Regions from separate parts of the Homo sapiens genome. Here region 1 is linked to region 2. A link is an interaction called in ENCODE POLR2A ChIA-PET data of the cell type or tissue named here. Cell type or tissue: Caco-2. All regions are shown on one strand. Links, peaks and the distances in the headings refer to the core of each region. The heading gives the core; the rest is flanking DNA.

Region 1 (2,911 bases), core at 201-2,700, 65 kb after region 2:
AGGTCAGGAGTTCAAGACTAGCCTGGTCAACACGGTGAAACCCTATCTGTACTAAAAATACAGCAAGAAAAAATTAGCTGGGCATGGTGGTGGGCACCTGTGATCCTAGCTACTTGGGAGGCTGAGGCAGTAGAATCACTTGAACTGTGGAGGCAGAGGTTGGGGCGAGCCAAGATCATGCCACTGCATTCCAGCCTAGGTGACGGAGCACGACTCCGTCTCACAAAATAATAACAATAAAATAAAAAATAAAAAATATATTACTCTTAGTTGCAGTTCCTTTTTTTTTTTTTTTTTTTTTTTTTTGAGACAGAGTCTCGCTCTGTTGCCCAGGCTGGAATGCAGTTGGCACTATCTCAGCTCACTGCAACCTCCACCTCCCGGGTTCACGCCATTCTCCTGCCTCAGCCTCCTGAGTAGCTAGCTGGGACTACAGGCGCCCACCACCACGCCCAGCTAATTTTTTGTATTTTTAGTAGAGATGGGGTTTCACCACGTTAGCCAGGACGGTCTCAATCTCCTGACCTCGTGATCCGCCCGCCTCGGCCTCCCAAAGTCCCAATTTTATATACAGTAGTTTGTAGAAGGCAGTGCCTGGAGCTTGGGAAAACACCTTCTTTTAGGCCTCAGCTAATATCTTTGGACAACTGGGTAATTTGCTTTCTTCTCATTATTGGGTGATTGCATAAGGTTTTTTTTTAATTTTTAATTCACATTATTCATGAGGGCTGAGATTCTTAAATAAAATATCCTATCAAGGAACCAAATGCTATTATATTATCTAATGGAGATTTTACTCTAATCTTTTAGAAAAGCTGCCTTAGAATGTTAGCTCAAACCCATCCTTAGAGTCCAAAACAATATTAGTTTCTTTTCTTTTAAAAATGTCTATGTATTTCAAATATTACCTTTGAATAGTCACTAACAGCAGGAAGATATGGAAAAGACTTGTGAGGTCAAGTGTAAATGTTAAATGAGATTCAAAGAACATGGCTGAATTACCTGGTCCCTATGGCACAGCTAAGAAGGGTTTGTACATTCTTAATGAGTCAAAAAACAAAGAAGAGTTATAAAACAGAGACTATAAATGGACCTCAAAGCCTAAAATATATACTATTTGACCCTTTATGAGAAATGTTTGCTGACCCCTACCCAAAATGATTGAAGGACTCATCAACTTGCTTCATCTTTCCCTTGTCAGCCTCTCATGGAATCACCTCCTGTCTCCAAGGGCACCCTCAGAGCCAAGCCTGGGGATATATTATGATTCTGAGCCTAAAGATCATTTGGGGATGGACTTGTTGAGAACTAAGAGGGGCCTCTGGGACTAAGCACAAGGTCCTGAGTAATTTTTTTTTTTTTTTTGCCGGGGGGGTGTTGTTGAGGGAAGTGTTGGAAGGAACACAGCACATGTTCTAGACTCAAGAGTAGCAGCACAAATAGAGCTCAAGGAGACCTTCTCAAGTTCTTGATTTTTTGTTCACTCAGCCTAGGCTAGAAGAGGTGCCTGGGTCTCCTGGTCTTGACTTCTTTTTTCCTTTTTTTGGAAAAATTTCTTTTTGGTAGAGATGGAGTCTCTCTATATTGCCCAGGTTGGTCTTGAACTCCTGGGCTCAAGCAATCCTTCTTCCTCGGCCTCTCGAAGTGCTGGAATTACAGACATGAGCCACTGTGCTCAGCCTCGGTCTTTACTCATTATCAGGGTTGTGTGGTTGGGAGAACAGATAAACTGGTCAAAATGGAAAGTGCACTAACCGGTAAATTTTTTTTTTTTTTTTTTGATAGAGATGGGTTTCACCATGTTGCCCAAGCTAGTCTCGAACTCGTGGACTCAAGCAATCCACCTGCCTCAGCCTCCCAAAGTGCCTTACAGGCGTGAGCCACCGCACCTGGCTGAACTGGTAAATCTTTGATAGCTATCTGCAACTCTTGGTTACAAATTTTAGCTTTGAAGTCAGAAGTCAAAGCAAGACTACACAGTCCTTGGAGAAGGTGTCAGTCACTACCCTCAATTTGTAGCCTCAAATATCACAAACCCAGCATGTCCAGACCTTCTCCCTTGCGTCTTACACTAACTTCTCCTGGCTTCAGCCAGAGATGGGGGGAAAGGATTTTCTGCTCTTCTAACTCATGGTTTTGGAATAATTGATTTCTTCCCCTTTATGCTCATTTCTTCCCTTTGTTGCCAGTCCCTTCACACTTACCTTCAGTCCTGGAGGGAGGACCTCTTGCTTGTGGATCTGGATGACAGTGATACTCACAAGTACCACAATACTCACAAGCAAGACCACCAAGGCAATGATGGTTGGAGTTCGGTAGAGGGCCTTGAGGCCTAAAATGAGAAGACCCAGAAGACACTTGAGGGGGAGGTAAAAACCAGGCACTGGTATTCTTTGTAGAATTGATGGACTGGCCCCATAATCAGGTGCATAAACCACCTTCTCTGGTGTTAGCGAGACCCACACTTCTAAGATGGAGTAGCAAATAAGCTCCCCTTCTCCCCAGTTTTGGGGAAGCACAAACAATACCTATTTGCCCTTCCTCACAAATTGTGTACTAAAACAGTGTTGCAGGGAGGGTATGCATGGTCTAGTTTTCTGATATTTTGGTTATCCCTGAGATGAATTACAATAACATTTGTTTTACTTTTTTCTTTTTCTTTTCTTTTTTTTTTTTTTTGAGATGGAGTCTCACTCTATCGCCCAGGTTAGAGTGCTGTGCCGTGATCTTGGCTCACTGCAGCTTCCAACTCCCAGGTTCAAGCGATTCTTCTGCCTCTGCCTCCTGAATAGCTGAGATTACAGGTGCCTGCTACCACGGCAGCCAATTTTTGTATTTTTAATAGAGACAGGGTTTCACCATGTTGGCCAGGCTGGTCTCGAACTCCTGGGCTCAAGTGATCTGCCTGTCT
Region 2 (2,911 bases), core at 242-2,741:
GCTCAAGAGACCCTCCCACCGTGGCCTCCCAAAGTACTGGGATTACAGGCATGAGCTATCACGCGCAGGCAAGACATTTTAAAAGTAAATAATCCCTGTCTACTTCTATGATGCAAATCCCTCTTCAGGATGGCTCTGAATCTTCCGTATTGTTTACTCCAAAACAAACTTTTACTAGCATAAACAAATCTGGGGATGGGAGGGAGGAGTGATTAGTGGACAGTTACCTGTGCGGAAACTTGAGGATGAAATCAGTGAGCTGCATGCACTTGAAAGGCATGGCCTGTCTCCTCACTTGAGTGCAAGGTCCATCGACCAAAGCCTAGAACACAAACATCAAGAACTTCAGTGCAAAATCTAACAGCAATTAAAATGGTCAGATGGTTCTGTAACATTACTTATCCGTTCAGGGCCATCAAACCCACACTACTATTTTAATAAATTGCTCAGAAAAGACAAGGATTGTCCTATCTGGGTTATATATATGTATGTCTTTTGCTCAACACAAACATTTCTCCACATCATTAAATGCTCCTTCTTAAACTATATAGTACCCCATAGAAACCAACCACATGTAATTTACAGGCAACTTTAGGACTCTGATCCCTGCTGATTTATAGTCAGTGGTCAACTCCTTAGTTTGCTTGTTTCAAATACACAGCAGTAAATACAAAAGTGCTTTCTACGTGCTGGATCTGTTCTAAACTCACTTTACGTATAGTAACTCATTTAAAACTAACCAACGTTTCAGCCTATAACTGGCTCTAGCTTAAGTGGCTAATACTGAAATTCAATACTAATAGCTAACTTCAGGCTGTGCTTAAAACCCGTACCATTACCTGTTTCCTCAATGGTAAAATAAAGCGACTACCCATAGCATCCTCATCTTACACAGCCATCGAGACAATTCATTATTGCCATCTGCAGGGCACATGTCCACTGCCATGTTTAGTAAAAAGTTGTGACACTTACCCTGTTCTGATCAATAACATCTACAATCGCGACCAATTTTCCGGCATGAGGTCCAAAGGAGACATAGGCCACCCGGCCAACCTCCACGAAGCGCCTGAACACCTAAAATTGGAGGAGAAAGGACAGTGAAACTTACTTAGAAATACTCGCTACATATGTCACCTTCTGCAGCTAAAGACAACATGGTTAAATTCAGCGAAAAAGAATGCTGCAGGGAACAAACGCCCGAGAGCCAGGCGCCAACCTGGATGGACGAAATCAGCAAACGCCTCAGTAGCTTAAGCCCGGTTCCCAACGCCCGCCAGCTCCCAGGTCCGCAAGGCCCACACGGCAGGACAAGGCTCTCGGACCACGAGCCGCATCAGCCATCCAGCTCCAGCGGCGGAGGCGCGCACGCGTGGCCCAAGGCGCGCCAGGCCTGCCGGGCCCTCCACGCGCTCGCCAGCGGCGAGTCCGGGAAGGGCGCGAGTCCGGGAAGGGCCCGATTCCGCTGCACAGCCGGCCCGGGGACCCTCACCATGCGCTTCCCGGGACCCTCTGGGAGCCGTTTGGCGCCTCAGCTTCCCAGCGGAGGTGGAGGTCGAGCGGCATGGTCGACGGCCCCGGAGCCCGCAACAGTAAGACTCACCATGTTGGCGGCGTTAGGCGAGAAGGAAGAAGACCCGCCCAACCCTGCGCATGTGTAGAAGAACGCACCGCCCCTGCGGTAACGAGTCACCGACGTGAGCACCGATTGGTTGGTGCGTGCGTGCGTGCGTGCGTACGCACGCGCTCGCAAGCTCACTGGGAAAACATGGCGGAGTCGGCTGGCGTTAAGTTGCTTTTTGGCAAAGTTGGGCGGCGAGATTGTTTTTGGTGATTTGGATTAGAAAGCTGCAGGAGGGTCATCGCTTAGTAATTTAGGGTTAAGAGTACAGAAGCTATGTCTTCCGTTGGTCGCATGCCATTTGAGTTCCTTTTTATTTCCTCGAGTTTTATTTGTTGGTTATTCATGGCTAGGTCTGTTCGCTCCTCACGTTCTCTCCTAATCTCAGTAACTTTGTTAACCTTTCATTTTCAAGTAATTCACAGTTACAGAAATATTGCTAAACTAGTACAAATAATTCCCACAAACCCTTCTAGATTCCACAAATGTTAACGTTTTGCATGTGCTATATCATTTGAAAGGAAATTGCCGACATGATGTCCTTCTATCGCTACATTTTTTTTTTTTTAAAGACGGAGTCTCGGTCTGTTGCCCAGGTTGGAGTGCAGTGGCGGGGGCTTGGCTCACCGCAACCTCCGCCTCCCGGGTTCAAGTGATTCTCCAGCCTCAGCCTCCCAAGTAGCCGGGACTACAGGCGCGCGCCACCATGGCCGGCTAATTTTTTTGCATTTTTAGTAGAGACAGGGTTTCACTATGTTGGCCAGGCTGGTCTCGAACTCCTGACCTCGTGATCTGCCTCCCTCAGCTTCCTAAAGTGCTGGGATTACAGGCGTGAGCCGCCGTGCCTGGCGTTACATTCTTTTATAGAGACAGGGTCTCCCTCAGTCGCTCAGGCTGGAGTGCAGTGGCGCGATCATGGTTCCCTGCAGCCTCTAACTTCTGAGTGAAGACGATCCTCTCGTCTCGGCCTTCCAAAGTGTTGGGATTACCGGCGTGAGCCACCATGCCCAGCCTATCTATACGTTCTTAAAATGTGTATTTCCTAACAACAGAGAGATTCTCTTATGTCATCAGTACACTTATCAAAATCAGGAAATTGATATTGCAATAGTACTATTATCTAACCTTCAGTCCTTATTCAAATTTATAAGTTGTTGCTCCTATGTTCCTTGGAGCAAATGGGAAAAAAAATTGTTTTTCCAGGCTCTTGATCTAATGGAGGATTACAAATTGCAATTATTTATCAGGTCTCTAGTCTTTAACTGATAGTTTTAGATTTAACTGTTAAATTTG

What was found. Peaks named below come from ENCODE experiments on the same cell type or tissue, not always from the same donor. Only the 100,000 strongest peaks of a DNase experiment are listed, where the experiment ranks them.
Region 1: POLR2A ChIA-PET joins it to region 2 with 5 read pairs; 8 of 35 experiments call an interaction of 5 or more read pairs at or near these places.

The regions. Positions count from the first base shown.
Region 1 is chr3:40,391,444-40,394,354 of GRCh38, reverse strand. It overlaps ENTPD3 (ectonucleoside triphosphate diphosphohydrolase 3), which reads right to left. Exons shown (of 11, transcript NM_001248.4): 3 at 2,205-2,332. ENTPD3-AS1 (ENTPD3, EIF1B and MYRIP antisense RNA 1) reads left to right here. Exons shown (of 4, transcript NR_040100.1): 4 at 1,786-2,911. Among named protein-coding and RNA genes, the nearest start is that of ENTPD3, 5.7 kb to the right of the region's middle. In Caco-2, for the core only: no CTCF peak of the experiment used is centred there; no DNase peak of the experiment used is centred there.
Region 2 is chr3:40,456,053-40,458,963 of GRCh38, reverse strand. RPL14 (ribosomal protein L14) reads right to left here and starts at 1,625. Exons shown (of 6, transcript NM_001034996.3): 1 at 1,490-1,625; 2 at 973-1,074; 3 at 228-322. The coding sequence starts at 1,492. RefSeq lists silencers at 1-126, 1,340-1,389 and an enhancer at 1,532-1,826. In Caco-2, for the core only: no CTCF peak of the experiment used is centred there; a DNase peak (open chromatin) is centred at 1,673; H3K4me3 peaks cover 2,200 bases.